2 separate regions of the Homo sapiens genome follow, and region 2 is linked to region 1. Evidence: chromatin loops called from intact Hi-C (ENCODE). Cell type or tissue: GM12878. All regions are shown on one strand. Each heading gives the region's core, and the rest is flanking DNA. Links, peaks and the distances in the headings are about the cores only.

Region 1 (2,820 bases), core at 196-2,695:
AACCTCCCACCATTCATTAATTCTCCTAACTCACCTATGTTTGCCTATTTAGCAAGTATGCCTCTTGTATGTGTAAGTTTGTGGTATGGTCATATTTGATGACGCTTCTGTGGTTCTTGAAACTCCAAAATACAGTTGTGGGAAAAGTGGAGAAACGAACATTCTCTGGTTCCCTCTGCAAATGCTGACCATTGCTGTTGATTATTGACATTTTCAAATTTACTTCAGTCACTGTAATATATAAAAATAAGCATCACAAATAAAAGTTGTCATGACCCTGTGAGGAAATTGTTGTTGATGTGCTATTTAACTTTTATTTACCTGTACATGCTGCTCAGAAAATGGTTTTTATGTACCAGTGTGTGTTATGCTGTTCATTGAAGTATTACCATAGCAACAGTAATATCTCTTGCTTTCATCTTAATGCTGATTTCAAGATACAAAGATAGTTTTTAAAAGACTGAATTTAACATATATAATGTTAATATGGTCCTTTTTAAGGAGGATAAATTACTTTTTTTTTTGGTAATAGTGTTAAATAAAGTTTTAAAGGCTAAATAGTCTGTTAGTGCCTCAATGAAATTTCTGTGTTAGCTACTTTGGATCAGTCTCCTTTTTTAAAAAAAGAAAGAAAGAAAGATTAAAAAAGAATTCTGTATGTTTTTATCTTGGGGTTTAGAAGACAGAAAAGAATGGTTAAGAGAAGGAAGTACAGATCCAATGGGAAACAGTTAAAAGATTTGGAACGTGTTTTGACTAGAGAAAAGTAGGCTAGGCTGGGCGCGGTGGCTCATGTCTGTAATCCCAGCACTTTGGGAGGCTGAGGTGGGTGAATGACTTGAGGTCAGGAGTTCGAGACCAGCTTGGCCAACATGGTGAAACCCCATCTCTACCAAAAATGCAAAAATTAGCCAGGCATGGTGGCCCGCACCTGTAGTCCCAGCCACTCAGGAGGCTGAGGCAGGAGAATTGCTTGAACCTGGGAGTCAGAGGTCGCAGTGAGCTGAGATCGTGCCACTGCACTCCAGCCTGGGTGACAGAGCAAGACTTTGTCTCAAAAAAAAAAAAAAAATGTAGGCTAAAGGGTTAAAGGATTTTTATGAGCTTGATGCCAGGTGTTTGACCTCTGTATACAACTACTATTATTATTTTTAGCTTTATCAATAAAGGATGAAACATAAGGAAGTGTCCTGAAAGTGAAAGTAAGAAAGATTGTGGTTTGATTTGTAGAGGGGCTACGTAACCACTAGAGTGAAAAATGACTGGTCCGTTTGTGAGTCTCTGTACCTGTTGATCTGTCTTGGGTGTGTGCTAGATATGCCTGGAATGAAGAATCTTAACCAGAAGCATGCTCAAGGGCCTGTCCACAGTTCCGTTATTCCATGATGCCTTATTGATCCAGTATTTCAAAGGAAAGTATACCTTTCTTTATTATGAGAATGCATATTTAATTAATTTGTTGTGCACAGGACACTTAGGCTTCTCATTGCTGTTTTCCAGGTGTCTCAAAGGACAAGATAACTCTAGTCTCCAAGGTATATTGTAAGTCTAGTCCTAGGCCTTCCTAGTTTATAAGGAAGTTAACAGGGTCTAGAAAGATACAGTCTTTCAGACTAACAGGTTCTTATTGATTGTATTAGAATTTAAATTAGAATCTATATGATGAATTACATTTGATGAATCAGTTGGCTTTTTTTTTTTTTTAAATACTCATTGCTTACTAGACAGTGGGGGACAACAAAGTCTCCAGAAATGGCTGATCTCAGCATTGCTATCTGTAGCCGCAGCTGTTGTTATGTAACAATAACGATAGCTACCATTGACTGAACGTTGACTGTTTGCCATGCGTTGTGAAAAGTGCTTTACATGCATTAGTTCATTTAATCCTTGTATCAACTCTATGATTTAGGCCACTGATTCTCGGACTTTTTGTTTTCAGGATCTCTTTCCATACCACATTTAAAATTAAAAATAATTGAGAATTGCCAGGCATAGTGGCTCACGCCTGAAATCTCAGCACTTTGGGAGGCTGAGGCAGTGGATCACTTGAGCTCAGGAGTTCGAGACCAGCCTGGATAACATGGCGAAACCTTATCTCTACAAGAAATACAATAATTGGCTGGGCGTGGTGGCATGCACCTATTTTCCTAGCTATTCAGGAGGCTGAGGTGGGAGGATAGCTTGAACCTGGGAGGTGGAGGTTGCAGTGAGCTGAGATTGTGCTACTGCACTCCAGACTGGGCAACAAAGTGAGACTCTGTCCCCCGCAAAAAAAAACAATTATTGAGAACCTAGCAAGCTTTGGCTTATGTGGGTTATATTTATTAGTATTTACTGTATTAGAAATTTAAAAATTTTATTAGTTTATTTTAAAATAACAATAACACGTTAGCATAAGTATCATTTTAAAATAAAAAACAACTTATATTTCCAAAATAAAAAATTAGATGATTGATATTGTTTTACTTTTTTTTTTTTTTAACAAATTCTTTAATGTCTGGCTTCAACAGCTGTTTTCTCATATTTCCTTCTGCATTCTGTTGTGATGCCATGCTTCACGTAGCCTGTTGTCAACTTCATTGTATACTCATGAACAAATTAGAGTTAAAACAGAAAATGTGACATCTTAATGAATTATGAAAACAGTTTTGACCTTGCAGAGCCCTGAGGGTACCTCAGTGACCCCACGGGTACCTGGGCCACAGTTTGAAAACCACTGATTTAGAAAGTATCCTCATTTCATCAGTAAGCATCACTGTGTACTTCTGCTATCCTGTATTGCTAACAAGTGTCCATTTTTCTTTTTTACTCTCAATTTTG
Region 2 (2,820 bases), core at 140-2,639, 67 kb before region 1:
AATTCATGGTTAAACTGCCCTTTATACAACCTGTGGAATTTATATTTCAGCATATATCTTATAGGTAAGATTACTGATGACATTTTGTGTGGAAGATGGAATTTCATACTGGATTCAGATTTTGTTGACTTTTGTGGCCTAAGCTAGGCCTCTGAATTTTTCTCTATAAAGCTATTTTGTGATATTTCTTATATTCTGGGGAGAAATACATGAATGAATACTAGGATTGCTGTGGGGAAAGGGAGGAAGACAGACCTTCTGTGCCTACAAGAAGGTTAAGGTTTACTCAAACATGGAACTTCTATCTATAAACCATGCATAGAGGATGGAATTGCAAAATCCTGGCCTAACTGTATTTGCTGGGTATGGTTAGAAGGAAGAGGGTTTGGGTAAGGCATTCCTACTGGGGTTTAGTTCAAGTGTCTGAATTCCACCACTGTAGCTGTGACTCTGGACCCAGTAAACCATATCTTCTCTTCAGAGCCATGTGGATTATTTAGTCACCACAGCTGCCATGCATGCATACTACCAAGGCAGGCATCTCTTCGGTGTGCATGTGTGATGCCTGTTAATGGTAATGTGAGTTACGAATGTGCACAGAAAGGAGGATGAGTTTCTCCTGAGACAAAAGTCCTGATTACATTTCGCTGTGAAGACGACTTTTAGTGTACCTACCACATTAGCTGCTTTTCTAAATGAAACACTTGGTTACTTTAAATTCTCACTCCCTTCTCTGATTCCCTGAACTAGTTAAATCAGTGAATCCTCATTAGTCTCTGATTACTTGCAAAATTTCATTTAAAACATATGAAGTTATTTTTGATTGAAAAGGGAACAAAAAGCTTTTGAAATTGCATGTTATTATTTAAACAAAGGTTTCTACAGGCTTTCAGATGTACTAAGCCCTGCAAATAATTTATAGAGGAATTATTGGGAAGGACTTATGAAATTCTTGAATGGCATTTGATGGGGAGGAAATCATTGCATTAAAAAATATATATATTTGAAATGGCAAGCTTAAATGTGCATCTTACCTTTACTATCCAAGTGTCCTTAAATGAGGAAGAATTGACTTAGGTGGTCTTACAAGTTTCATTTTTCTTTCTTTTCTCCTCCCACCATTGTTTTTTTTTAAAAAAAAAACTACAGGTGAAGGTTGTTGGAATTCATAGTCAGATATATCATTTTCAACTTGGAATAGGAACTAGAGCAGGAAATTGATTTTATATTTATTATGAAAGCAAGAACTCTGCCACCAACTGACAGCCATCCATGTTTTAGTTTTGTGATAATTGTTCACAGACATTACTCTGTAGTTGGTCCAGATTATTTATAATGTTGATTGGGACTGTTGGTCCATTAAAAGATATGTGTGTAATTAATATCTTTAATTAAACCTAGTAATATTGGCATATTTTATTTTTCTTTTACACTGGATCTTGGGTCTAGGATTAACTGTCAGTACTGGTAAGAACAAGTTATAATAGATTGTGCAGTGATTTCTGTGGCTTCATGGATGTATTTATTACCATTTTTGAACAAATTACACTAACATGAAAAGTTGTATTTGAAATGATTGTGTGCTAGATAAGGTGATACATTACAGGAATGGTTGGGTTTATGGAGCTTTATGCAGAGGTTTTCTCAGAAATTATAGCACAGGGCTGTCACTATAAAACCCAGTGATACAGTTGGTAATAACATACAGTGAAGATATTTTTAGATTTTCACTTGTTATTCAAATAAGTGAGAAACCTCCAGTTTTTCTCATCATATTTCTTTGTTAGAATCAGTAGAGAAAAAAATGAAGGAAAATTCTTTTAACTGTGTATGAGGTGTGGGTGTTTGACTTGTCTGAATTTCCTCGTGTTCACCACTTGTTACAGCAGTGATGTGATACTGAGGATGTCCTTAGGAACTTACTGACTTCTTGGTTCTTGACCTTTTGACTGTGATCAAGTAGAGATACTGAATGCCTGAAAATGAAATGATGGACTCTATAAACATAAATTCTGTTCTGTCAATGTATTGCATGAACTAATTTTGATTTGCCTAAATTTATGGCATTTTGTATTCAATAAAGGAAATATTTCTTACTTTCAGTGTAATCAGTATAATGTTATAGTTCTAACATCAAACCAGTTTCCTTTTTTTTTTGACTGATTATCATTGTGGCTGCTTTTTAATTACTGTGATTATTATGTTACTTTTAAATTTCTAATATTTTGCAGAATATTGACATGCCATCTAATAGTGTTTTCTAAAGACTGAACTTTAATCAGTATGAGTGCTTTAACTTGAAAATTAGGAGTTCAAAGTTTTCGTTTAGATGACTGATGTTCAGTGAGTGAATAATTTCAGAAATATAAACATTTTCCAATATAAAAAAGTAGCTGTCAACCATTGTAATGTGAAAAAAAGATAAGATGTTCCCATAAAGTTTTCCCTTTCAGTTTTAAATGTTAGAATTGATGGCCAAGCTGTAGAATTTCTAAACCTCTTCTTCCTTAAGCGATTATAATTTGCTGAACTTTAATGCAGCATGCTGAAAAAATAAGCCTCTCCCCTCCAGAAGATTCCATTCATTTAATAATGATAATAAAAATTACTGCCATTTATTGAGCAATGTCTGTGTGCAGCAATGTCTGCGTGCTGGGTGCTTTACATGCATTTCTTTAAAAAAAATTCATGCTTTAAATCTAAAGTAATATATACTTATTGGGAAAAATAATATAATGCTGATGACATATTATTTCTTAAACTTGTAGCAATGCTCCAAGGTAGGTATTTTAATTCTCAATTTGCATATGAGGAAGGTGA

Evidence for each region. Peaks named below come from ENCODE experiments on the same cell type or tissue, not always from the same donor. Only the 100,000 strongest peaks of a DNase experiment are listed, where the experiment ranks them.
Region 2: a loop joins it to region 1, with 2.3 times the contacts of the local background. A loop is called at or near these places in 36 of 110 quality-filtered maps.

The regions. Positions count from the first base shown.
Region 1 is chr9:125,823,020-125,825,839 of GRCh38, forward strand. All of the region lies in intron 2 of PBX3 (PBX homeobox 3), which reads left to right. Among named protein-coding and RNA genes, the nearest start is that of PBX3, 77 kb to the left of the region's middle. In GM12878, for the core only: no CTCF peak of the experiment used is centred there; a DNase peak (open chromatin) is centred at 1,262; H3K27ac peaks cover 287 bases.
Region 2 is chr9:125,756,151-125,758,970 of GRCh38, forward strand. The region is part of intron 2 of PBX3 (PBX homeobox 3); the gene reads left to right. Among named protein-coding and RNA genes, the nearest start is that of PBX3, 10 kb to the left of the region's middle. RefSeq lists an enhancer at 2,563-2,820. In GM12878, for the core only: no CTCF peak of the experiment used is centred there; no DNase peak of the experiment used is centred there; H3K4me3 peaks cover 557 bases.